2 separate regions of the Homo sapiens genome follow, and region 1 is linked to region 2. A link is an interaction called in ENCODE POLR2A ChIA-PET data of the cell type or tissue named here. Cell type or tissue: MCF 10A. All regions are shown on one strand. Links, peaks and the distances in the headings refer to the core of each region. The heading gives the core; the rest is flanking DNA.

Region 1 (15,417 bases), core at 12,918-15,417, 200 kb after region 2:
ATGCCAGGCTAATTTTTTAAAAATTTTTTTATAGTTTTTTTTTTGTAGAGACAGGGTTTCACTATGTTGCCCAGGCTCTATTTTAAATCTAACATTTGCTTTTGTCCCCTTTAATCTTGACCCCAACCCCAGTCCTAACCCATAGTGGGCTCATGTGCTTCTGGCCCCAACCCAGTGAAAATGGCTTGTTTTGCTTTCTGCACCTCCTTGCTCCTTCCTCCCATCTTATCACTCAGAAATCTCCCATGCTTCCTTCTTGAAAGGAGCAATCCTAGGCAGGCAGGAAGGACTAGATTTGGTCCCAGCCTGAAATGTCTCAGAGACTGCATGGCTCTTTTCTGCATCATTGTAGAAATGATCCTTACCAGGAGGACTTTGGAGTTCACGTCAAGCAGGCCATTGACTCTCTCCCACTGGATTCTTTGCAAAAGCAGCCTCTTGACCATAGAGGAGGACAACAGGTTATCCGTGCCCATGATCCAAGAGCTTGAGATCCTGAGATGAAGACTTCAGGAGAGATCAGGACAGATAATTTGTGGTGGGCAGGAATCAGTAAACTGGGACAACAGCAGCAGCTGAGTCCAAGGGTCAGTGTCTGGGAGTAATTTAGGAAAGTTTGGTGCTGACAGCTGTGTCTGGGACTTGAACGTCATGGCCAAACCAGCTCCTGGGCTCCTCAGCTGCTTCAGACTAATGAACCTCTGGCCCAGGACACAAGAAGCAGCTGTGGTGTGGCTGAAGTCAGGACCCCCGGAGGCCCAGACTCAGCCTTGCTGCTTCCTTAACAGTGTGACCTTAGATAAGTCACTTAGGAAAAGAGGAAAGGAAACTAGCATTTAGCGAGTGCAGTGCCCTTTCACAGCTGCCATCATACAGTGAGGAGGGGAATGTCCCTATTTCACATGAGAAGTCCTGAAGGTAAACGTGTCATTCAAGGCTCTATAGCTGGGGAGTAAGAAGACAGAATTAGAACCCAGAGCTTCTGAATTCAAATCCCGGGCTGTTGGCCCTGAGCTTTAGCTTCTCGGTCTGTAAAATGGTGTTACACTCACCTGGCACATGAAGTCGCACACTGAAGGTTCTAAAACCCCTCCATTCTTTCTCCCAACCGTGGTCCTGAAGAGCTGTGGCACCTTCTTCCTGGGAACGTAGTCATCGTATTTTGCCCTCCCCACAACAGGTTTGTGGGGTCTAGGCCCCAGGAGGTGTCTGAAGGGAAGGTATTTGGACTTTGCTTTCCCCTCTACCCCACTCCCCAGACCTTCTCCCGACTCCAGAGGGCTGGCTCCCGCTTCTCCTCCCTGGTTTTGGCTGGCGGACTGACATCAGCTGGTATTCCTAGGGATAGGATAAGGAACCCTGAGCTGCATGGCTCAGCTCCAGGCGCCCCTTCCCCCACAACCCAGGACAGCCCCTTAGAAGCAGCGGCGTCGAGAGGCCGCTGGAGCTCCCAGCCCCCTCCCTCTTCTCCACGTCTGGGAGAGCAGCTTGCCGACCCCTCCAGACCCGAAAGAGAGAGGGGGCGACTCGAATTCGGGGAGCGATCCTGGGAGACCCTGGAGAGTCCTGGGCGCCACGCAGCCGAGCCCCCGAAATAGATCCCGGTTCCGGGGTTCCGGGAGCTGTCCAGCCTCGCGGGGTGAGCTACGAGAGGGTGGGCCAACGCCGGCGAGGCGGAGGGAGCCGCGGGCGCCAGGCGCGGGTGAGGCAGCGACTCCCCCTCCAGCCGCGGGCCCCGAGCGTCGCCCCCGCCCCCCACGTGGCCGCCGCCGTCCCAGCCCCTCCGAGGAAGCGGCGCGGCTTCCTGCAGCTTGGGCTGGGGATATAGGCGCCCCCACACCCGGGCCCGGCTCAGCGCCGCCGCCGCTCCTCGCCTCCTTGCTGCACGATGGCCTCGCTCCGGGTGGAGCGCGCCGGCGGCCCGCGTCTCCCTAGGACCCGAGTCGGGCGGCCGGCAGCGCTCCGCCTCCTCCTCCTGCTGGGCGGTGAGCGCGGCGCCCCGAGGCCCGGGCGGGAGGCGCGAGAGGCCCCGGAGGGGAGAGGGGAGAGGGGAGAGGGGCTGGATGGCCGAGGCCGGAACGGGCCCTGGGGTGCGGGTTAGGACCGACGTACCTAGCAGCACTGGCCCTCGGACGGTCCCTGACCCCACCTCGGGGCGGGCGCAGCATGAGCTGCTTCCCACCCAGGGAAAGCTGGGGTGCTGGCCCCGGCCCCTCGAAGAGGGCTTAGGAGGACGGAAGCTGGCCAGAGATGAGGGGGCTTTGGGCCTGGGTGTGAGTGACAAGGAGCTGGTGCCAGCCCCTCCCTCCCCGGCACTGAGGCGTCCGTGGGGGCTAGATTATTCCTCCTTTTCTTCCAAGGTAGCCTATTTTCGGAGGGTCTCAGTCCCCCAACCCCCCTCGCAGGCTCCACTGCCGGGGTCCCCGCTATGTTACCCTCCTCTCCCGTTTCTTCCCACAGCTGTCCTGAATCCCCACGAGGCCCTGGCTCAGCCTCTTCCCACCACAGGCACACCAGGGTCAGAAGGTGGGTACCCAGGGTGTGGAAGGGTGGCCGAGGGTAAGGACGAGAGCAAGTTCAGTGGGGAGGGTTCCTTTCCCACGAGGCCTGCCCAACCCCAGCTGATGCCCCACTACACTCCCCTCTGTTCTTTCTTGGGGTTCCTCGTGGTCTTTCTCCCTGTCCTCCTACAAAGCCCCTGCACGGCTCTGAGCTGCCCACCTCACAAGTGGGCGAGAAGACCCCAGGAAAAGGTGTACGTGGAAGTTCTTATCAGGCTGGGATGGAAAGTGCTTAGCACATGGAAGTCATTATAGGATTCCTGAGCTGGGACTCTGTCCTCAGCCAGAATGTTTTGCTAGGGAAACTTTCTGAAGGGTTCCCACGTTTGAAGACAGGCAGTTCACCTTGCAAGCACCTGGGCAGGAGGGTTTGTAGGGAGGGGTAGGGGTGTGGTCATTGTGTAGCATCTGTACCTACAGGGGGGACGGTGAAGAACTATGAGACAGCTGTCCAATTTTGCTGGAATCATTATAAGGATCAAATGGATCCTATCGAAAAGGATTGGTGCGACTGGGCCATGATTAGCAGGTAGGGGCAGTGATGGAGGGTGGCTCAGGCCAGGGGGTGGACCTGCTCATTGCAGGTAGACCCTGAGTGAGAGTGGGGCACTCTTCTCCCTGGGTCCACCCCCTCTCTCACTCAAGTCCTCTTCTGCCCCTAGGCCTTATAGCACCCTGCGAGATTGCCTGGAGCACTTTGCAGAGTTGTTTGACCTGGGCTTCCCCAATCCCTTGGCAGAGAGGATCATCTTTGAGACTCACCAGATCCACTTTGCCAACTGCTCCCTGGTGCAGCCCACCTTCTCTGACCCCCCAGAGGATGTACTCCTGGCCATGATCATAGCCCCCATCTGCCTCATCCCCTTCCTCATCACTCTTGTAGTATGGAGGAGTAAAGACAGTGAGGCCCAGGCCTAGGGGGCCACGAGCTTCTCAACAACCATGTTACTCCACTTCCCCACCCCCACCAGGCCTCCCTCCTCCCCTCCTACTCCCTTTTCTCACTCTCATCCCCACCACAGATCCCTGGATTGCTGGGAATGGAAGCCAGGTGGGGTCATGGCACAAGTTCTGTAATCTTCAAAATAAAACTTTTTTTTTGTACAATGTCCTTCTCCCCATTTCAGTGGAACCTGTGTCCTTCCCTGCCACTGCCACAGGCCCTCAGCCCTGGGTAGTAGAACTGGAAAAATCTGGATGGCCCATTGTTCTGTTCATTTCACCTGCCCCCCTGCTCCCTGCCTCCATGAAGGTCACACCCCTATATTCTTTCCTCCCAGGCGGGCCTTTCCTGCCTATATCCAAACTCGGCTCCAGGAAACAAGCAGGAAGAGACTCCCTTCCGGTCTGGACAGCAGCTGGGGGCCTGCAACTGGGGAGGTGTGGGGGAAGGGGCAAGGGAGGAATCTCTGCTTGTGACTCCTGCAAGAGGAGCAGGAGGCTGCCCAGGAGCCCTGACTATTCCTCTTCTTCATGCTTCAGTTTACTCACAGGGCCTGGGAAGAGGAACCCTGACTGAGCAACAGGAATCCATTCCTAAGGCCCTCACAATTGAGGGAGAAAGCAGTGGGGGCTTCCTTTACTAGGTTCACCACCCCTCTCCATGTCCCTTGCCCTCATCCTACATTGTCCTGGACTGGGTGTGGCCTGCAGCCTAGCAACACACTGCCCCCTGGTGTCCACTAAAGCCAGCAACCAGAAGACGTATCTGATCTGGAAGAAGCTCAAGGCTGAGGAGCACTGGACCCTGGGGTCAGAAAACTGCCATCTCTACAGCAATCACTAGTTCCTTGTTTGTTTGTTTGTTTGTTTGTTTGTTGAAACAAGGTCTCATTCTGTCACCCAGGCTGGAGTTCAGTGGCACAAACATGGCTCACTGCAGCCTCGACCTCCTGGGCTCAAGGATCCTCCCATCTCAGACTTCCAAGTAGCTGGGACCACAGGCGTGAGCCACCATGCCCAGCTAATTTTTTTTTTTTTTTTTTTTTTTTGAGATGGAGTCTTGCTCCGTCACCCAGGCTGGAGGGCAGTGGCATGCTCTCGGCTAACTGCAAACTCTGCCTCCTGGTTCATGCCATTCTCCTGCCTCAGCCTCCAGAGTAGTTGGGACTACAGGTGCTCGCCACCACGCCCGGCTAATTTTTTGTATTTTTGGTAGAGACAGGGTTTCACTGTGTTATCCAGGATGATCTCGATCTCCTGACCTCATGATCCACCCACCTCGGCCTCCCAAAGTGCTGGGATTACAGGCACGAGCCACCACACCCGGCCTAATTTTTTTTTTAAGTTTTTTTATACAGATGGGGTCTCACCGTGTTGCCCAGGCTAGTCTTGAACTCCTGGCCTCAAGTGCTCCTCCCCAGTCAGTCTCCCAAAGTGCTGGGATTACAAGCATGAGCCTGCTGTGCCTGCACAACCACTAGTTCTTAGCTGGACCCCGCTATCAGCTTCCTGAGACAAACAACACTCTCTTCAGATACCTTCCTACTTTCTAGGATCATACCCAGCCCCTCTCTACAAGTCACCATTGCTGTATATGAACACACCTATATGTTCCCTGGATAGTGAGGCCCATTTCTTACCAGGTAACCTACACCTTCAACTCTCCATCAGACACAACTGCCAGGTCTCCAAAAATATCTCCAAAACAACTTTATTCTCCATGGATACATCTGTTTACTCCTTGTGGCACCCCGAGCCTCTTTAGGGACTTTCCTTCTTGTTGAAATATCTGCCTTCTTGAGTACATGCATGTCCATTTCTTGGGGTATCCTGCCTTTTCCATATATGCTTGTATGATTCCTGGAACATGCCTATTCATTCTCTGAGACACACATCTCTCAGGGTGCATCTGTTTTTCTAGGCACACATATGTTCCCTAAAAATATTTTGAGTTTTCTGACCGGGCGCGGTGGCTGACACCTGTAATCCCAGCACTTTGGGATGCCAAGGCTGGTGGATCACCTGAAGTCAGGAATTCGAGACCAGCCTAACCAATATGGTGAAACCCGTCTCTATTAAAAATACAAAAATTAGCCAGGCGTTGGGGTGTGTGTTTGTAGTCCCACTACTTAGGAGGCTGAGATAGGAGAATTGCTTGAACCTGGGAGGCAGAGGTTGCAGTGGGCCAAAGATCGCTCCATTGCACTCCAGCCTGGGTGACAGAGCGAGATTCTGTCTCAAAAAAAAGTATATATATTTTGAGTTTTCACCTGAAATACAGGTTTCCTTAATTTCCATGAATGCATCTGTCTTCCCTAAAGGTATATCTACTCCCTTTGTAGCATGTATTTGCCTTCATGCATTTTATTAATATACATCAAGGACCTGCTGGTATAAAACACTGTGTGTGCCGGGCACAGTGGCTCACGCACTCCCAGCACTTTGGGAGTGTAATCCCAGCACTTTGAGAGGCTGAGGCGGGTAGATCACAAGATCAGGAGTTCAAGACCAGCCTGACCAAGACAGTGAAACCCCATCTCTACTAAAAATACAAAACTTAGCCAGTTGCAGTGACAGGCGCCTGTAATCCCAGCTACTCGGGAGGCTGAGGCAGGAGAATTGCTTGAACCTGGGTGGCAGACGTTGTGGTGAGCCAAGATCACGCCACTGCACTCCAGCCTGGGTGACAGAGTGAGACTCCATCTCAAAAACAAAACAAAACAAAACAAAAAAGACACTGTGTGGTGTATTATGTTGGAAAGATAGGTTAGATAGAGTCTGGTTTTCTGCCCTCAGTGGCTTTCATCTAGTGAGAAAGTTGACGTGTACAAATTAACAAACCAAAACAAAAGTGTAATGAGAATCATGCTAGGGATACAAACCAAATGTTATCTGAGTGTGAGGGAAAAAGGGATCACATCTGGCTGAGAAGATCACAAGGGGTGTGATCACAGGAGGGTGACTGCAGAGTTGGTAGATGACTAGGCCATAGCTGGAGTACGTTCTTCTAGGGGAGAGAGTAGAAAGGGAGGTGAATTAGGAAATTATTGCAATAATCCAGACCTGAGAAAATGAGGACATGGGGCAAAGGAGTGTTGAATGGGGTAATGGAAAATAATTATAAAGTAGAGGATAGGATTAAAAACGGGAGGAAGAGGCCAGATGTGGTGGCTCATACCTGTAATCCCAGCGCTTTGGGAGACTGAGGTGGGAGGATCACCTGAGGCCAGGAGTTCAAGACTAGTCAGGGTAGCATAGTGAGACCATGTCTCTACAAAAAAAAAAAAAAAACACAGGCAGGGCGAGGTGGCTCATGCCTGTAATCCCAGCACTTTGGAAGGTTGAGGTGGGTGGATCACTTGAGGTCAGGAATTTGAGACCAACATGGCGAAACACCATCTCTTTTTTTTTTTTTTTTTTTGAGACACAGCATTGCTCTGTCGCTCAGGCCAAAGTACAGTGGTGCAATTTTGGCTCACTGCAACCTCTGCCTCCCTGGTTCAAGCGATTCCTGTGACTCAGCCTCCCAAGTAGCTAGCACTACAGGCATGTGCCACCATGCCCAGCTAACTGTTATATTTGGAGTAGAGACGGGAGATTTCACCATGTTGAGTTGACCAGGCTGGTCTCGAACTCCTGAGCTTAGGTGATCCACCTGCCTCGGCCTCTCAAAATGCTGGGATTACAGGCGTGTGCCACTGCGCCCAGCCCGAAACTCCATCTCTACTGAAAATACAAAATTAGGCCAGATGCGGTGGCTCACGCCTGTAGTCCCAGTACTTCGGGAGGCTGAGATGGGCAGATCACCTAAGCTCAGGGGTTCGAGAACAGCCTGGCCAACATAGTGAAACCCTATCTCTACTAAAAATACAAAAACTAGCTGGGCGTTGTGGTGCATGCCTGTAATCTCAGCTACTCCGGAGGCTAAGGCAGGAGAATCGCTTGAACCTGGGAGGCAGAGGCTGCAGTGAGCTGAGAACGCAACATTACACTCCAGCCTGGGCAACAGAGCGAAACTCTGTCTCAAAAAAAAAAAAAAAAAAAAAAAAAGCTGGCACAGTGGCTCACGCCTGTAATCCCAGCACTACTTTGGGAGGCCAAGGTGGGTGGATCCACGAGGTAAGGGGATTGAGACCATCCTGGCTAACACAGTGAAACCCCATCTGTACTAAAAATACAAAAAATTAGCCGGGTGTGGTGGCACGCGCCTGTAGTCCCAGCTACTCAGGAGACTGAGGCAGGAGAATCGCTTGAACCCAGGAGGCAGAGGTTGCAGTTGCGCCACTGCACTCCAACCTGGCGACAGAGTGAGACCCCGTCTAAAAAAAAAAAAAAAAGCTGGGTATGGTGGCATGCACCTGTAGTCACAGCTACTCAGGAGGCTGAGGCAGGAGAATCACTTGAACCTGGGAGGCGGAGGTTGCAATGAGCCAAGATCGTGCCACTGCACTCCAGCCTGGGCAACAGAGTGAGACTCTGTCTCAAAAACAAACAAACAAACAAACAAACAAATAAGAACTCAGCTGGATGTAGTGGCACATGTCTGTAGTTCCAGCTACTTGGGAGGCTGAGTGGGGAGGATCAGGGATTCAAGGTTATGGTGAGGTATGATTGGGCCACTGCACTCCACCACTGGCAACCCTGTCTCTAAAAAAAATAAAAAAAATACCAACAGACCCTTGATGTATATTCATGAAATGCATGAAGGCAAATACATGCCATGAAGGGAGTAGATATATCTTTAGGGAAAACAGATGCATTCATGGAAATAAAGCAAACCTTTATTTCAGGTGAAAACTCAAAATATCTTTAGGGCATATTGTCCACTTCCCCATTCAACACTCCTTTGCTCCATGTCCTCATTTTCTCAAGCCTAGATTATTGCAATAATTTCCTAATTCACCTCCCTTTCTACTCTCTCCCCTAGGGAGGAAATTAGCAGGACTTGGATAAAACAGGAGGGAGAGGCCAGGGCTGAGGGAGAGGAGAGGTTAGGGGTGACTCAGGCTTTGGACTTGAGTTACTAGGACAATTATGGCAGTAATAATAGAAAAGAGCCATTGAGGAGGAAGAACTGTCCTGAAGAAAAGAATGTACAATTATAAGGTAACAGTGGAACAAGCTGTTATGTTCCACAGAGAGTTAGAAATGGGGGGATGGGAGTGGAAAGAGGTTGGGTCTGGAAATATAGGTGTGGGAGTCTCCTGCACGGAAGTGCGCCGTAACGCCATTAGATAGATGAGAACTCTAAGACAGAATGGTTCATTGAAAAGAGGAAGGCTGGCCGGGAGCAGTGGCTCGTGCCTGTAATCTCAGCACTTTGGGAAGCCAAGGCGTGCGCAGATTACCTGAGGTCAGGAGTTCAAGACCAGCCTGGCCAACATGATGAAACCCTGTCTCTACCACAAATACAAAAATTAGCCAGGCATGTTGGTGTGCGCCTATAATCCCAGTTTCTAGAGAGGCTGAGGCAGGAGAATTGCTTGAACCTGGGAGGCAGAGGTTGCAGTGAGCCAAGATCATGCCACTGCACTCCAGCCTGGGCAACAGAGCGAGACTTGGTCTCAAAAAAAAAAAAAAGAAAAAGAAAAGAAAAGAAGAAGGCTGAGTTACACTCTTAGGAAACATCACACTTAAAGAATGAGAAAAGGGCTGGGTGCAGTGGTTTATGCCTATAATCCCAGCACTAGGAGGCTGAGGCAGGAGGATTGATTGAGTTTAGGAGTTCGAGACCAGCCTGGGTAACATGGCAAAAACCCATCTCTACAAAAATTTTAAAAGTTAGCCGGGTGTGGTGGTGCATGCCTGTAGTCCCAGCTACTCAAAAGGCTGAGATGGGAAGATCGCTTGAGCCTGGGAGGTCGGGCTACAGTGAACCAAGATCACACCACTGCACTCTCCAGCCTGGGCAACAGAGTAAGACCCTGTCTCAAAAAAACAAATAAATAGGCTGGGCGTGGTGGGGTCACGCCTGTAATCTCAGCACTTTAAGAGGTCAAGGCAGGCGGATCACGAGGTCAGGAGATTGAGACCATCCTGGCTAACACAGTGAAACCCCATCTCTACTAAAAATTCAAAAAATTAGCCGGGCGTGGTGGCGGGCGCCTGTAGTCTGGAGAGCTAATGGAGAGGCTGAGGCAGGAGAATCGCTTGAATCCGGGAGGTGGAGGTTGCAGTGAGCCAAGATCATGCCACTGCACTCCAGCCTGGGCGACAGAGCAAGTCTCCATCTCAAAAATAAATAAACAAATAAGAGGGACAGAGGGAAGATCAGAGATGTAATAGCAGAACAAGAATAAAGGAGTGTCAAAGGCCAGCCATGGTGGCTCACGTCTGTAATCCCAGCACTTTGGGAGGCCGAGGCAGGCGGATCACCTGAGGTCAGGAGTTCGAGACCAGCCTGGCCAACATGGTGATACCCTGTCTCTACTAAAAAATACAAAAATTAGCCAGGCGTGGTGCGGTGCCTGTAATCTCAGTTACTCAAGAGGCTGTGACAGGGAGAATTGCTTGAACCCGGGAGGCAGAGGTTACAGTGAGCCAAGATCACACCACTGCACTCCAGCCTGGGCGAAAGAGCGAGACTCCACCTCAAAAAAAAAAAAAAAAAAAAAAAAAAAAGGCTGGGCCGGTGGCTCACGCCTGTAATCCCAGCACTTTGGGTGGCCAAGGCAGGCGGATCACCTGAGATTGGGAGTTTGAGACCAGCCTGACCAACATGGAGAAACCCCGTCTCTACTAAAAATATAAAATTAGCTGGGTGTGATGGCACATGCCTGTAATCCCAGCTACTCGGGAGGTTGAGGCAGGAGAATTGCTTGAACCCAGGAGGCGGAGGTTGCAGTGAGCTGAGATCTTGCCATTGCACTCCAGCCTGGGCAATGAGAGCAAAACTCAATCTCAAAAAAAAGGAGTGCCATAAAGTCAACGGAAATAGTGAGCTTTGAGAAGGTATTATCAACTGAATGGTTCATTCATTCATCCATTTAACAAATATTTGTTGGTCATTCTGTGGACTAAGTACAGTGCACAGTGTTTTTACTTATTTTTTTTTAATTTCTTTTTTTTTGAGACGGAGTCTCGCTCTGTCACCCAGGCTGGAGTGCAGTGGCGCGATTAAGCTCCCTGCAACCTCAGCCTCCTGTGTTCCAGCAATTCTCCAGCCTGAGCCTCCCGAGTAGCTGGGATTACAGGCGTGCACCACCATGCCTGGCTAATTTTTTGTATTTTTTGTAGAGACGAGGTTTCACCATGTTGGCCAGGCTGGTCTTGAACTCCTGACCTCAAGTGATCCGCCCACCTCGGCCTCCCACAGTGCTGAGATTACAGGCGTGAGCCACTGCAGCTGGCCTTTTCTTTTTTTTTCTTTTACCCAGAAACTAAGGTCACAGGAACTGTGCGCGTGAAGGATTTGGGTGAGGGAAAGGTTGGAAATCAGACAGAAAATTGAGATCAGATGATGACAAGGTCAAGGTTTGTACTTATTTATTTATTTATTTATTTGATACAGAGTCTCGTTCTGTCTCCCAGGCTGGAGTGCAGTGGTGTGATCTAGGCACTGCAACTTCTACCTTTTGGGTTTAAGCAATTCTTGTGCCTCAGCCTCCTGTATAGCTGGGATTACAGGCATGTGCACCAACACATCCAGCTAATTTTTGTATTTTTAGTAAAGACAGGGTTTCACCATGTTGCCCAGGCTGCTCTCCAACTCCTGATCTCAAGTGATCCGCCCGCCTCAGCTTCCCAAAGTGCTGGGATTACAAGTGTGAGCCACCACGCCCAGCCTGTACTTTTTTTTTTTCTTTAAGAGAAAGGGTCTTGCTCTGTCATCCAGGCTGGAGTGCAGTGGTGCGATCATACCACACTGCAGCCTCAAACTCCTGGGGTCAAATAATCCTCCTGTCTCAGCCTCCCAAAGTGTAGGGACTACAGGCATGTGTCACCATGCCTGGCTAATTTTTAAAATTTTTTGTATAGATGGAGTCTTGCTATGATACCAAGGGATGTAAATATCATTATTATTGGGCCAGGTGCAGTGGCTCACGCCTGTAATCCCAGCACTTTGGGAGGCCGAGGCGGGTGGATCACGAGGTCAGGAATTCGATACCAGCCTGGCCAAGATGGTGAAACTCCATCTCTAGTAAAAATACAAAAATTAGCCAGGTGTGGTGACGCATGCCTGTAGTCCCAGCTACTTGGGAGGCTGAGGCAGAATTGCTTGAACCTGGGAAGCAGTGGTTACGGTGAGCCGAGATCGCGCCATTGCACTCCAGCCTTGGTGACAAGAGCGAAACTCCGTCTAAAAAATATATATATATAATTATTATGATTATTTTTTGAGATGGAGTTTTGCTCTTGTCGCCCAGGCTGGAGTGCAATGGCGCGATCTCGCGTCACCGCAACCTCCGCCTCCCGGGTTCAAGCGATTCTCCTGCCTCTGCCTCCCAAGTAGCTGGGATTACAGGTGCCCACCACCACGCCCGGCTATTTTTTTGTATTTTTTAGTAGAGACGGGGTTTCACCATGCTGGCCAGGCTGATCTTGAACAACTCCTGACTTCACGTGATCCACCTGCCTCGGCCTCCCAAAGTGCTGAGATTACAGGCATGAGCCACCAAGCCTGGCCAAGGGTTTACATATTTTTAATTAAGGAAGACCTGTGCATATTTATAGTATATGGGAGAGGAGCTAAGGGCAAGGGCGAGAGGGAAGATGATAGAGAAGTCCTGGAGGAAGTTGAAAAGGGGAGGCAAGAACATATGCCAAAGGGTGCAACACTTCTTCTGAGTCCAAAAGGAAGGAGTAGGCTGGATGCGGTTGGTAATCCCAGCACTTTGGGAGGCCGAGGTGGGCGGATCACTTGAGGTCAGGAGTTTGAGACCAGCCTGACCAACATGGTGAAACCCCGTCTCTACTAAAAATACAAAAATTAGCTGGGTGTGGTAGCTCATGCCTGTAATCCCAGCTTCTAGGGAGGCTGAGGCAGGAGAATCGCTTGAACCAGGGAGGCAGAGGTTGCAGTGAGCTGAGATCAAGCCACTGCACTCCAACCCGGCAACAGTGCAAGACTCCGTCTCAAAAAAAAAAAAAAAAAAAAAAAAAGAAGGAGTAAAAGTGGAGAGAAATTTTTGAGCGATGAATCAAGTATAGAGACAGACAGAGGGAAAACTTAAAGGGTTCACATGCATGGCCTCAATCTCATAAAGCAGGAATGAAAGGCGTTCTGCAGAGAGCAGAGACATGGGGACAGGTGGAGTGCCTTGATGAATGTGGAAAAGTTTGAATAGTTATCTTGAGGGTGACGGAGTCAATAAAAGACAAAGGATCACAGAGCTGCCCTTAGAGCCCGGTAGTGAGGCTAGTCAGGGAATCTAGGGCTTGGCAAACATGTTCTGGTTATTTTTCTTCCAGCAATACTCCAGAGCCCAGGAGTGAAAAAAAGAGGTGGGGGAAATGGAGCAACGATCATTGGTTTGGGAACTGACCTGTAGGTAGGTAGGTAGGTAAGGGGACAGAATTGAGTAGTTTAGGCTGGGTAAGGAGTCTGATAAAACCAAAAGGGGTCCTAGGTCTTGAGACAAGAAAGGCGAGGTCATGGCAGAGGTGAGAGATGGGTGGTTGTGGTCAAAGCCTGCAGCTCTGAATCATGGAAGTAGGGCTGTCTCTAGTGATTCAAGCTACAAAGTGTGCTCCCATGGGTGCTGCAGGAGCCTGAGGAATGGTGAAGTCAAAGGAAATTGGAGGGCCGGGTTGGTCACCTGTTATCCCTTTGGGAGGCTGAGGTCTGGAGATCGCTTGAGCCCAGGAGTTTGAGACCAACCTGGGCCAACATAGTGAGTGCCCATCTCTAGAAAATATTAGCCGGGTTGCTGGGAGCGTTAACTCACTCCTGTAGTCCCAGCACTTTGGGAGGTCGAGGCAGGAGGATCACTTGAGCCCAGGAGTTTGGTGAGACGCCCATCTGTACCAAAACAACAACAAAATGTATTTAATAACTGGGTGCGGTGGTGTGCACCTGTAGTCCCAGCTACTCAGGAGGCTGAAGCCGGACGGTCGCCAGATCTCAGGAGGTAGAGGCTGCAGTGAGCTGTGATTGTGCCACTGTATTCCAGCCTGGGCAACAAAGGGAGACCTTTCTCAAAAATAAATAAACAGATAAATAAATAAAAAATTAAAAATAAAACAAAGGACATTGGAATTGAGCTTGGGTAATTGTGAGTTGATCAAATTAAATGGCAATTCACAGAAATGTTAATATTAAAAGAAGCCTAGTATAGAGGAAACAAAGGTAGGCTGGGATCTGGAGATCTGGGCTTTATTTGCCGTTCTACTTCAGCAACAAAAATTCGCCGCTTTGGGGAAGACATGACCTTTCTCTGGGGTTGAACCAGAAGACTTCCCAGGACTCTTCCTGCTCCAAAAGATAGGGCTTTTTAGGATAACAGCGAGGGACTGGGTCATGACGAGGACTCCTCCTGCCGGTCTCTCTCTTTCCAGAAAGGCTTCCGGAACCTTTCTGCATTGCCTTCTGCCCGGACGTGCGGAAGCGAAGGCCGGAAGTCCTTAGCCGGTAGCTTCCGGGTTTCCTGGGCTACTACGATGGCGATGAGTTTCGAGTGGCCGTGGCAGTATCGCTTCCCACCCTTCTTTACGTGAGGCTCAGACCCCAAGAAGCACCGCTGTGCCTCCCTCCCCTCCCCCGGACCCTGGGCTCAGCCCTGATGCTTCATATGGGGAGGGGGAGAAAAGACCCGTCGGCCAACACCCTCAGTCCCTTACTTTCTTCCTGAAATGCGTCCCGGGCAAGTGCTGCCTCCCGCCCTCTAATTCTGCGCCCCACTCCCTTCACCCGGCAGGTTACAACCGAATGTGGACACTCGGCAGAAGCAGCTGGCCGCCTGGTGCTCGCTGGTCCTGTCCTTCTGCCGCCTGCACAAACAGTCCAGCATGACGGTGATGGAAGCTCAGGAGAGCCCGCTCTTCAACAACGTCAAGCTACAGCGTATCCTCCCTCAGGCTCTTCCACAGCCCATACACATGCACTTCTGCGCTTTCACACATGCCCAGACGCCCCCCCGCGCCAGCCCCCTTTTACCCATGGTAGGCAGATTCCCACCCAAACTGGACTTAAAGAGTGAAAATGTGTAGCTGACATTTTCCCCTGGCAAATGCAGTACCATACCCTCTTGTTCTTGGCAGTGATGACTGCTCGGATGTCATTAAGGTCTTAGAATTTCTGCCCTGAAGCCAAGTTCCAAGTTTTTTAACCTAAACCCTTTTGACTATTTGTATCTTCCATCCTTTTCTGTGTGAGGCCCAGACTTGGGTAACTACCTTTAATTATTTTCTCTGCCCCCCTCCTGCCAGGAAGTAAGGGTCATTTGTTTTTGCTGCCTGATTCATCCCTAAAATATCTGTGGAGAAAGGCTGAAGGAAGGCAACAGACAGAGGGTGAGGAATGACAGTACCTTTCATTTTCTAAAGCTTCTTTCTTTCTTTTTTTTTTTTTTTTTTGGAGACAGGGTCTTCCTCTCTTGCTCAGGCTGGAATGCAGTGGCACAATCACATAAAGCTCCTTTTAATTGGAAGAGTTTCTCTTTACCTTCCTCCTTTGAATATCCAGGAAATGCCAATTCATATCATGTTGGGAAATTGCACACATATGTGTGTGGGAGAGGAAGGGGCAGGTGTTTCTCAACATGGGACTGGCTCTGAAAATTTTTATCCTACCCAACTCATGTGTATGCCGTTCCCTTAACCTTAAACCAGGAAAGCTTCCTGTGGAGTCGATCCAGATTGTATTAGAGGAACTGAGGAAGAAAGGTGGGTTCAGTTCCCCAGATTCCTTATTTTTCTTCCTAGTTGGGTTTTCCTGAGGGCAAATTAGGATAAGTCTTTTTCCCTTTAATAACTT
Region 2 (9,864 bases), core at 7,168-9,667:
AAAAAGCAGGAGGAGGAGGTGTCCACGTTACGCAAGGATGTCACCGCCCTAAAGATCATGAAAGTGTAAGAGGGGTGCTGAATGGGGGGAACCAGAACTTCTGAGGCAACTTCATTGCACACCCTCCCTTGTTCAAAGGCCACATCAGTTACTGCTGTACAGATAATACTCTTAGTTCCTGAGCTAGCCAGTAGGACTGTGTATCCCCAACTGTCCTTACACATGGCAGACACTCAGGAAATGCCTGTTGGATTAATGTAAGGAAGGTTGGAGAGAGAGGGCCACCTTTCCTGACCTGGAAGCAGTATCTCCCTGATACTGAACCCCACCCAGAAGCTCTCTGGGGCTGCCATTCCTGGGAGTACACAGGATAGTCCCGTCATTCTTCTTGGGTGGGCGGAGCTGCTGCAGCACCTCAGCCCTGGCCTGCATGCTTTTAGGAACTATGAGCAGATTGTGAAGGCACACCAGGACAACCCCCATGAAGGGGAGGACCAGGTCTCTGACCAGGTCAAGTTCAACGTGTTTCAAGGCATCATGGATTCCCTGTTCCAGTCCTTCAATGCCTCCATCTCAGTGGCCAGCTTCCAGGAGCTGTCAGCGTGTGTCTTCAGCTGGATCGAGGAGCACTGTAAGCCTCAGGTATGGGGCAACAATAGGCACAGGGTCTGCGGTTTTCTCTACCATCAAGCAAAGTGGCCCAAGCCATCAGCTGTTGAGAAAAGCGTGGCAGCTGCTTTTAGATCTTAAGGGCGTTTCTACAGCTTTGAGGGCCCTGGTATTTTCCCTTTTCTTTGCTGTCTAACCCACATCTTCATGTTACGGTTTCATTCGGCAAGTGTGACGTGAGCTCAATGTGAAGTCCAGCTCTTGGCTTTTGTCTAGCCCATGTTATCGCTGCCCCTGTATGGAAGCCCCAGGCATCTGCAGCAGAATTGGAAACGCAAATTCTGGGACCCTACCTTTAGGCCCCCTAAAGTAGTTGCCCCAAGAGCTTTTTAAAAATTTATTTATAATGGAGATGTGCTAATGGTATTGCACTAAGTCTTCTAATTGAAGTCTGGTTGCTTTTTCTGAGGTTTTAAACTTGTGTCTGAGATTTCTTGTTTGTTTCTCAACATTTTTTTTTTTGAGACGGGAGTCTCGTTCTGTCGCCCAGGCTGGAGTGCAGTGGCACAATCTCGGCTCACTGCAACCTCCGCCTCCCGGGTTCACGCCATTCTCCTGCCTCAGCCTCCCGAGTAGCTGGGACTACAGGCGTGTGCCACCATACCTGGCCAATTTTTTGTATTTTTTAGTAAGACGGGGTTTCACCGTGTTAGCCAGGATGGTCTCGATCTCCTGACCTTGTGATCCACCCGCCTCGGCCTCCCAAAGTGCTGGGATTACAGGCATGAGCCACTGTGCCTGGCCTCGTTTCCCAACATTTTTATTGTGAAACACATTAAACATATTGCGATGTTGAGAGGAGTTCACAGTGAACACTCGTATACCCGCTCCCTAAATTTTACCGAAACATTTTACTATATTTCCATCTCTCCATCTTGCTTCAGGAGCACCTCAAATTAAACTGCAGACATCAGTACTTCCTGGGGGCTTTTTTTTTTTTTTTTTGAGACGGAGTCTCACTCTGTCACCAAGGCTGGAGTGCAGTGGTGTGATGTCAGCTCACTGCAACTTCCACCTCCTGGGTTCAGGCGATTCTCATACCTCAGCCTCCTGTGTAGCTGGGATTACAGGCATGTGCCACCACACCTAATTTTTGTATTTTTAGTAGAGACGGGGTTTCACTATGTTGGCCAGGCTGGTCTTGAAATTCAGGTGATCCACCCGCCTTGGCCTCCCGAAGTGCTGGGATTATAGGCGTGAGCCACCACACCTGGCCCCCGGGGGGCTATTTTTAAAGCACTTTTCTAAAGTACATGGCTGATCTAGGCAGGCATCTTGGAAACTACTCTGCGTTGACTTGGGCATTGTCTATTTCTTCCTCTGCTGCCCTCGCCAGACCCTGCGGGAGATTGTGATTGGCGTCCTGCACCAATTGAAAAACCAGCTTTACTGACCGGTTCTTGGAAACCTGGAGAACAGCCAACAAGAGGCCCTTGAATCTCTACGTGGCCACTGAACTGCTGGGCCCGGGAGACTGGACTACAACACCTCACACTGGTCAGCTGGTTTCTACTTGGTGTTTGGTTTTTCCCAGCCCCATTTTATCTTCAGCGGAGCCGCGGTGTTTGTTTTGTGAAAGCTTCTGATTAATTTATTATATTGACGATAAAACTCAAACCTACCCAGCCTTCCCCCCACTCCATGGAAGTCCTTGGGATGGGCGTCTGCTCTGGACACCCCAAAGAGCTCCTGCCCTCTCAGCCCTTTATTCAAGCCTCAGATTTCTGCTCATGATCTACATAGATTTGGAAACTGTTTTCCTCTGTTTTGGTCTCTTGGGCAACATTTTTGGCCCAAGTTTGGGCAACATTTGGCCCAAGTTTGGGCATTTTGGCAGTAGCTGTATGGGAGAAAAAGAGTAAGAGGAAATATTCCCACAGCCATGAAGGGTGAAAGGGCACCTTGTGCCTAGACTAGGGCTGCCTGGTCAGTCCCAGGTGAGGCCAAGGGCTTTCTGGCCATCTCAGGGAGGGGCCACCAGGTTCCTCCCCTCACCCCATATTCCATCACCTTCCTCCTCTGCTCTGGGTGGTAAGGGAAGCCCTCCCGGTTCCCACAGGCTATGATGCTGCATGGCAGAGGCAGGTATAACACAGCACTACATATTGGAAATTTTTTATTTTTCTAAATACCAATGCAGTTTTGCTACGGTTACAATTTTGAAATATTAACTGAGCCTCAAAATCACCCTTTCTGTCAAGCATATCTTGGCCTCTCCCATGTCTCAGTGTTGCCTGCATTTCTCCCAGGACTTGGGGGTGGGGTGAAAAGCGTACAAAAGATACTTAAAAGGGCTCCTGGGGTACACAAGCCCAGCAGGTCCTGAGTGAAGCCGTGGGCCCTCCAAATGCTCGTTTTATAGCAACCTCTCTCTACCCTAGTTCTCCAAATTCACTTCTGCCTTCCTCAGGTTTGATATCTGGCAGGTTTGACTATCCAGAGGAAATTAAATATTTTTATATAAAATTAAATTATAATAAATATTGCCAAATGCTTTCCTTTAGCATTGTTCCAAGTCTAAATGTTAACCTCAAGCTACTGCAATTTAGACAATGAAATGGGCTGGGTCTACCCCCAGCCACCAGCCCTCATCCTCTCTACCCAGTGCTCTGGTTTATGCTTGTCTCCTGACTGCTCTGCTTAAAGGTGAAAGTAGCAGGAACAACAACAAAAGCCAACCAAAAACAAGGTAGCCAGTGCAAGACATCTCACTCTTCTGACATCCTGCAGTCCCCACCAGTCCTGACCGTGGGCCCCTCAGGGGTCTGGGAGTGTGACGTTGTAATCTTCATCCGTCTCTATCCCAACTTCCTCCTGTGAGACAGGGAGACAAGTGAATGAGATGTCACCAGGATAAGACCACAGGGAAGCAAAGAAGGAAGAGAGCTCCACTTACAAAGAACTGCTTCTTGCTCTTGGGGTATCCTTCAAGTATTGCATCAGACAGCTCTGTAGCCTGACAAGAAATAAAACCACCCGTTTTCAGATGGGCAGCACTGGGCACTGCCTGTCAGTTTATGATATTGTGTAGCGGCTGATCTGGTGCCTGCCATTTTCAAAGGCACCTCCAGGGCCTGTCTCGGAGCTCCCACACACTTACCATCCTCTTCCTCTTCCTCCACTCCTTACAGTACTTCTGCCTCTCTCTGTACACCTAGAAGGAAAAAGCAAGTTCCTCTAACTCCTCAGAACCACAGCAGCCCTCTGGGGCTCAGCCCTGATGTTCACTCTGGACCTGCACAGCGGTCCTACAGCCTTCCAGCTCACCTGCTCTTTCTCTTCTGGAGTCACATGATTGGTAGCTGCTTTAATGTTCTTCAATCTCTCTCTGTAGCCAGCGCATTCCTTCTTTAACTCCTGGATTTCTTTCTGCATCTCTGGTGTGGTCAGGGCACTAGATAATTCCTTGAGCTCTGAAACCACATCCGCCTGGGGTCACTTGCTACCCCTGAGGAAGGAGTTCTGTCTTTCCCAGTGGGTGCTCCCTGAGGTGTTCCACCTTGCTCTGGATCTATCATCTCACATGGAAACTAAGCCATACAGGATTATTTATTCTTCTAATTTTCTTTCCTCCTCCATCTACAAGTGGCGTGGGTGTGAGGTTGAACACTTACTTAGGCGTAGCCAGTTAAAGAAGCAGGAATAAAGGGAAACGTGGGGACAGTGTACTGATAATCGTGGCAGGGAGAACAAATGCGTATCTTGTCCATTTGTTGGTACACAAAAGCCGTTAGTTATCCTACATTTCTTTTTATGCCTAAGGGAGCCCAGCAAAGGGGTCTTAGCTGCAACAAGATGCTGCAGTCATTGAACCATTCATTTAGTAATTCCTGACCTCTAGAATGAACCTAAGCCTATGGGCACTTTGGAGGGGCTACCCAGTCCTACCAGCCTCCATGTAGCGGCAGCTCTGCTGCAAGCTCTGCACCTTAGCAGTGAGGGCCACGATTTTGCCATCTAGGACTTGAAGGTCAGCATCACTCACCATGTCAAACTGGTCCTGCCAGACAAAGAGGGAAAATACAAGTGAACTGTTGTGAGGCACAAAGATGGGAACACACACCTGGGAAGGCACCATTTGGATATGCTCAGGAACCAGCCACACCCCAAAGTCTCCAGAGGGTCTGCAGAAATAGTGGGAGAGTACTTTTGAGAAATTGTTTTCAGTTAAGGAGCGGCCCCACTAAAAAGGTAGGAAAGAAAAGCTGAAATCTAATGCTTGTCCTTAAGCTACTAGGTTGACAGGATACTGATTAGGACAGAAATCTTCCCATTTAGTGATAAAACCACTACCTGGGCTGAAGCAGTTAAGTAACATTGTTCCCACGGTGGGGAAACCTAGATCATGGGTTTCCATAATAGATAGAAACTGGACAGGTGAAGAAGCATGATGGATGGGATGGATGGACTTCTTTTCTTCTTCCTTCCTGTCCTTTCTTCCCATCCTTCTTTCCACCTTCCTCTCTCCCTCCTTCCTTCCTTCCTTTTTCCTCCCTCCCTCCCTCCTTCCCCCTCCCTTTCCCTCTCTCTTTCTCTCTCTTTCTCCCTCCCTTCCCTCTTTTCCTCTCTTTCTTTCTCTGTCACCCAGGCCAGAGTGCAGTGGTGCAATCTTGGCTGACTGCAACCTCCGCCTCCTGGCTTCAAGCGATTCTCATGCCTCAGCCTCCTAAGTAGCTGGGATTACAGGCGCGCACCACCAAGCGCAGCTAATTTTTGTATTTTTAGTAGAGAAGGGGTTTCACCACGTTGCCCAGGCTGGTCTCAAACTCCTGGGCTCAAGTGATCCATCCGCCTCAGCCTCCCAAAGTGCTGGGATTACATGCATGAGCCACTATGCTGGGTCTTGGGATCCATGTAGATAAGGGATTCCAGTAAGTCTGAGGAGCTTCTCTCATGAGGGGCCATTGCTAGAAAAGAACTGCACTGGGGATCAGTGTGGGGGTGGGGGAGGTCACATCAGTTGGTGATGGGGAGCAGGTTGAAAAAGTATGCCAGCCAGTGCAGTCTGGACTCTACACTTGGGCAAGGTGAACCTATAGGGCAGAGGCCAGCAAACTATGGCCAGCAAGCCAAATCCTGCCAGATGCATGTTTTTGAAAACAAAATTTTATTGAAACAGCCCCACCCGTTCATTTACATAGTCTACAGCTGCTTCTGTTCTACAGTGGCAGAGGTGAGTAGTTGTGGCAGTTGTACAGCCAGCCATGACAAGAGATACATATGGCCCACAAATCCTAAAAATACTGTCTGGCCATTTGCAGAAAAAGTTTGCCAAACCCTCCTTTAGAGAATTATCTTTAGATGAGTAACACAATGCAGCCTGTTTTAGGAAAGTCAGCCTTAAAAGTGGTTTGGTTCAGTTTAACGAGTAATATCTGCTGGATGTTAGATACTGCGGAGGTGCTGATCAGATAAAAATGAATTGAGAAATGGGGTCTGCCCTAGAGGAACTTCAGTTGAATAAAGGAGACAAGTAAAAATTGTAATACAGCATGCCTCAAAAGAGGTAAGGGCCAGGCTGGGCACAGTGGCTCATGCCTGTAATCCCAGCACTTTGGGAGGCCGAGGCGGGTGGATCACGAGGTCAGGAGATCAAGACCATCCTGGCTAACACGATGAAACCCCATCTCTACTAAAAATACCAAAAAAAAAAAAAAAAAAAAATTAGGCTTCGTGGCGGGTGCCTGTAGTCCCAGCTACTCTGGGAGGCTGAGGCGGGGGAATGGCGTGAACCCAGGAGGTGGAGCTTATAGTGAGCCGAGATTGTGCCACTGCACTCCAGCCTGGGTGACAGAGCGAGACTCCGTCTCAACAACAACAACAACAACAATAACAAAAAGAGATAAGGGCCTGAAAAAGAAACAATTAGCTCGGAGCATTCAAGGAAGATTTCTGGAAAAGGTGATGTCTAAGTGAAATCCTCAAGGAAAGAAAGAGCTGGCCAGGAAGAGAAGCAGGTACAGGGAAGACAACATGCAAAGGACAGAGCAGTAAAACACACCAGAATTATCTAGTGTTCGTGGATAGAAAAATAATGAGGATTGGTGAGGCCAGAGGCTGGCTGGGGCGTCTTCCGGTGCCTTTTACATGTTTTTTGCAGCACTAGAGAGCCATTGAAGAGTTTTAAATAGGGAAGGTGCATGACCAGATCTATTTAGACAGATCATTCTGACTGCAATGTTTAAGAGTTTAAGATATGTTTGAAGAGCCAAGATCTGTTAGGAGGATACTGCAACAAATAAAGAGGGCGTGAACTAGAGCAACCATGGCAGATGGAAAGGAGAGTGGATTCAAGAATGGAAAAATTAGCCAGGCTCTGTGGTTCACGCCTGTCCTCCCAGCACTTTGGGAGGCCAAGACAGGAGGATCACTTGAGCCCAGGAGTTGGGACCAACCTGGGCAGCACAGTAAGACCCATCTCTATAAAAATTAAAAAAATAAATAAAAACGGAAAAATCAGCTGGACTTGATGGTTGACTAGTAAAGGAAGTCAAGAATTGCTCCCAATTTCTGGTTTGGGTGAAGAGTAATTCCATTAGGGGAGGAGAATGTTAGAAAGAAACCAGTCCGGGGTGGGGGGAAGATGAGGCATTCTACTGTGGCAATTTTGACTCTGATATTAATGCCTGACAGATTCCAGCTGGAGGTCTGGGCTGGAGAATATAAATTTGATATGTGTGTTTAGAGAATCGGATGGAGGCAGGAGGAACATCATTTGGCAGAGGGTGTTGCTAATGTAGATGATAAGGAATAAGAGCTTTGGAGCGGAAATGGATCTTGGTAGCAACAATACAGAATCTTCTGTCATCCATCATATTGTAAATCTGGAAACCTCGTGAAGTTGGGATCCTAACAAGAGGAGTACACACCTTGATTTAAGGATGGTGGCCTAAGACAGGTGAGTTTTCCATGGGGGGCCTTGTCCCCAAAGAGTTCACACCAGGAGTAGATTCACCCGTTGTCGGGCTCTCATGGGTGACAATCGGCGCAAGTTCTCCTCACCTGATCCGCAAAATAGATCTTCTGCTTGCCGTACATCTTCTCTTTGATCTTGCCTTGTTGCGCCAGCTGCTCCAGCGTCTTCACCACCACCTGGCAGAGGAGAGAGAAGGAGCAATCAGAGGAGTCTGAGCCTGGGTCTGGGGAAATCCAGCCAGTGATGTGGAAAACGCCCAAGGCTCCAAAGGGCACGACCCCAGCCTGAATCCAGGGAGTCCGACGGAGAGGGAATCCCGGGAGAAGGTCCTCACCGCCTTGCCCAGTCCGTGTTCCCGCTGTAGGTTCCCGAACACATCCTGGGAGCTGTAGGGCCGGTTCTGCTCCTGCAGGTACCTCAGGAGGATCCCGGCGGCTACGGAGAGAAAGGCAGGGGAGGGGGCCACTCAACCGACCTCCTCACCCACTGCCCTCCCGGGTCTTCCCCGCGCCCACGGCGCCGTTACCTCCCGCCGCAGCTTCTGCCCGGCCTTTACTCATCGCCTTTCCCGCCACCCAACTCAGAAAGCCGGACGTTGTAGTTGCTCGGGGCGACGGCTCCTTCCGGCGACGGGGGCGGGCCTCGAACGGTGATTGGCTGAAGGGGAAGCCTTCCGGAGGAGCAAAGCGACCCCTCCCGGACTCCATAGTTCATTTCAGGTCGGAACTTGCGCATTCGGGCCGGACCTCAAGCCATGGGCCTCTGCGAAGGCGCCGGCGTGCCCACGGCTAAGAAACTTCCTCTTTCTGCTCCCGGGAACGAAGGCTGTAGCAGAGAAGGCCTTCAAGTTTCGAGACCCAGTTCCAGCCGCAGCTGAGCACTGGTGACCTTGAATTAAGTCTAATGTTGGGATTGGAAGACGCTTCAGACATCCGCTGCCGCCCTGGGCAAGCGACCAGCTCAAGGTTACCCCACAGGGACGTGCTCTGGTCCCACGGTCCAGTGCTCTTTTGTCGGTTAGTTTTGTCATTTGTAAAATAGGAACAGTAGATAGTGGTAGGAAAGTGGTTGTGAAAACTTAATAGAAAGCTAAGCGCCTTGGTCGGGCGCAGTGGCATGTCACCCCTGCAATTCTATCACTTTGGGAGGCTGAGGCGGGCGGATCGTTTGAGCCCAGGAATTCGAAACCAGTCTGGGCAATATGAAACCCCATCTCTGCAAATAAAGTACAAAAAATTAAGAGTGGTGGCGCGCTTCTGTGGTCCCAGCTACTCTGGAGGCTGAGGTGGGAGGGTCACCAGAGCCCCGGACATCGAGGCTGCAGTGAGCCACTATGAGCGCGCCACTGCACCCCATCCTGGCGACAGAGCGAGACGCAGTCTCGAACAAAAAAAAAAAAAGTGGGAAGGGGGGACAGCTAAGCGCCTTGGAGAGCAACCACCCTTATTTGCCTAATACCGAGCTTCGCACCCAGGGGGCACTCGACACCTACTGTAGTTTGGACGCCAAGGAACGATAGGGTTAGGAGGGGGCTACTGTTCAACCACAAAGCTTGTGGAAAAGTTTGTTAGCCCAGACAATCTCAGGGCAACACCTGGCAGGTGCTTTCCACCCCTGACCACAGTGGCCAATGGGACAGAGCCTGAAATAAATATTTCTAGTTTCTGAGGTGAGCTGAAGGCCAAAGAGCAGCTGTCCCTGCAGCTCAGACCATCCAGTGAAGGAGTAAGGTGCTACTTTTTAAAGCCTTCTGCTACCTACAACCTCCTTAGCCTTTAAAACGTGTGCTTGTCTCTGCACGTTTAGGAGACAATATTAAGAATTAGAAATGAAAGGGCCGAGCGCGGTGGCTCACGCCTGCAATCCCAGCACTTTGGGAGGCCAGGGCGGGCGGATCACGAGGTCAGGAGATCGAGACCATCCTGGCTAACACTGTGAAACCCCATCTCTACTAAAAATACAAAAAATTAGCCAGGCGTGCTGGTGGGCGCCTGTAGTCCAAGCTACTCAGGAGGCTGAGGCAGGAGAATGGCGTGAACCCGGGAGGCGGAGCTTGCAGTGAGAGATCGCACCACTGCACTCCAGCCTGGGCGACAGACCAAGACTCCGTCTCAGGAAAAAAAAAGAAATTAGAAATGAAGGAAATACAGGCTAAATACTAGCCAAGAGTGCCAGTTATACTGATGGTGGGGCTCTCACAAGAAGGAAAGTAGCCTCATACTATGGTGATGTTCTGGCCATCACGAAGTAAAAATAGGGGTGGGCTGGTGGGTCCCTCA

Evidence for each region. Peaks named below come from ENCODE experiments on the same cell type or tissue, not always from the same donor. Only the 100,000 strongest peaks of a DNase experiment are listed, where the experiment ranks them.
Region 1: POLR2A ChIA-PET joins it to region 2 with 10 read pairs; 17 of 35 experiments call an interaction of 5 or more read pairs at or near these places.

What each region holds. Positions count from the first base shown.
Region 1 is chr17:42,759,374-42,774,790 of GRCh38, forward strand. VPS25 (vacuolar protein sorting 25 homolog) reads left to right here and starts at 14,076. Exons shown (of 6, transcript NM_032353.4): 1 at 14,076-14,155; 2 at 14,360-14,505; 3 at 15,273-15,326. The coding sequence starts at 14,103. RAMP2 (receptor activity modifying protein 2) reads left to right here and starts at 1,854. Exons shown (of 4, transcript NM_005854.3): 1 at 1,854-1,985; 2 at 2,461-2,526; 3 at 2,982-3,090; 4 at 3,224-3,668. The coding sequence starts at 1,889. The coding sequence ends at 3,479. It overlaps RAMP2-AS1 (RAMP2 antisense RNA 1), which reads right to left and starts at 1,884. Exons shown (of 6, transcript NR_024462.1): 1 at 1,507-1,884; 2 at 1,262-1,338; 3 at 1,053-1,140; 4 at 366-507. RefSeq lists a silencer at 1,968-2,057 and enhancers at 13,968-14,167, 14,251-14,798. In MCF 10A, for the core only: no CTCF peak of the experiment used is centred there; a DNase peak (open chromatin) is centred at 14,038.
Region 2 is chr17:42,569,542-42,579,405 of GRCh38, forward strand. PSMC3IP (PSMC3 interacting protein) reads right to left here and starts at 8,188. Exons shown (of 8, transcript NM_016556.4): 1 at 8,112-8,188; 2 at 7,920-8,020; 3 at 7,672-7,761; 4 at 4,558-4,669; 5 at 3,937-4,082; 6 at 3,770-3,823; 7 at 3,566-3,625; 8 at 2,769-3,483. The coding sequence starts at 8,145. The coding sequence ends at 3,427. It overlaps MLX (MAX dimerization protein MLX), which reads left to right. Exons shown (of 8, transcript NM_198204.2): 6 at 1-65; 7 at 441-642; 8 at 2,006-3,662. The coding sequence ends at 2,062. RefSeq lists a silencer at 8,100-8,149 and an enhancer at 8,450-8,539. In MCF 10A, for the core only: CTCF peaks have their summits at 8,275 and 9,039; DNase peaks (open chromatin) are centred at 8,240 and 9,060.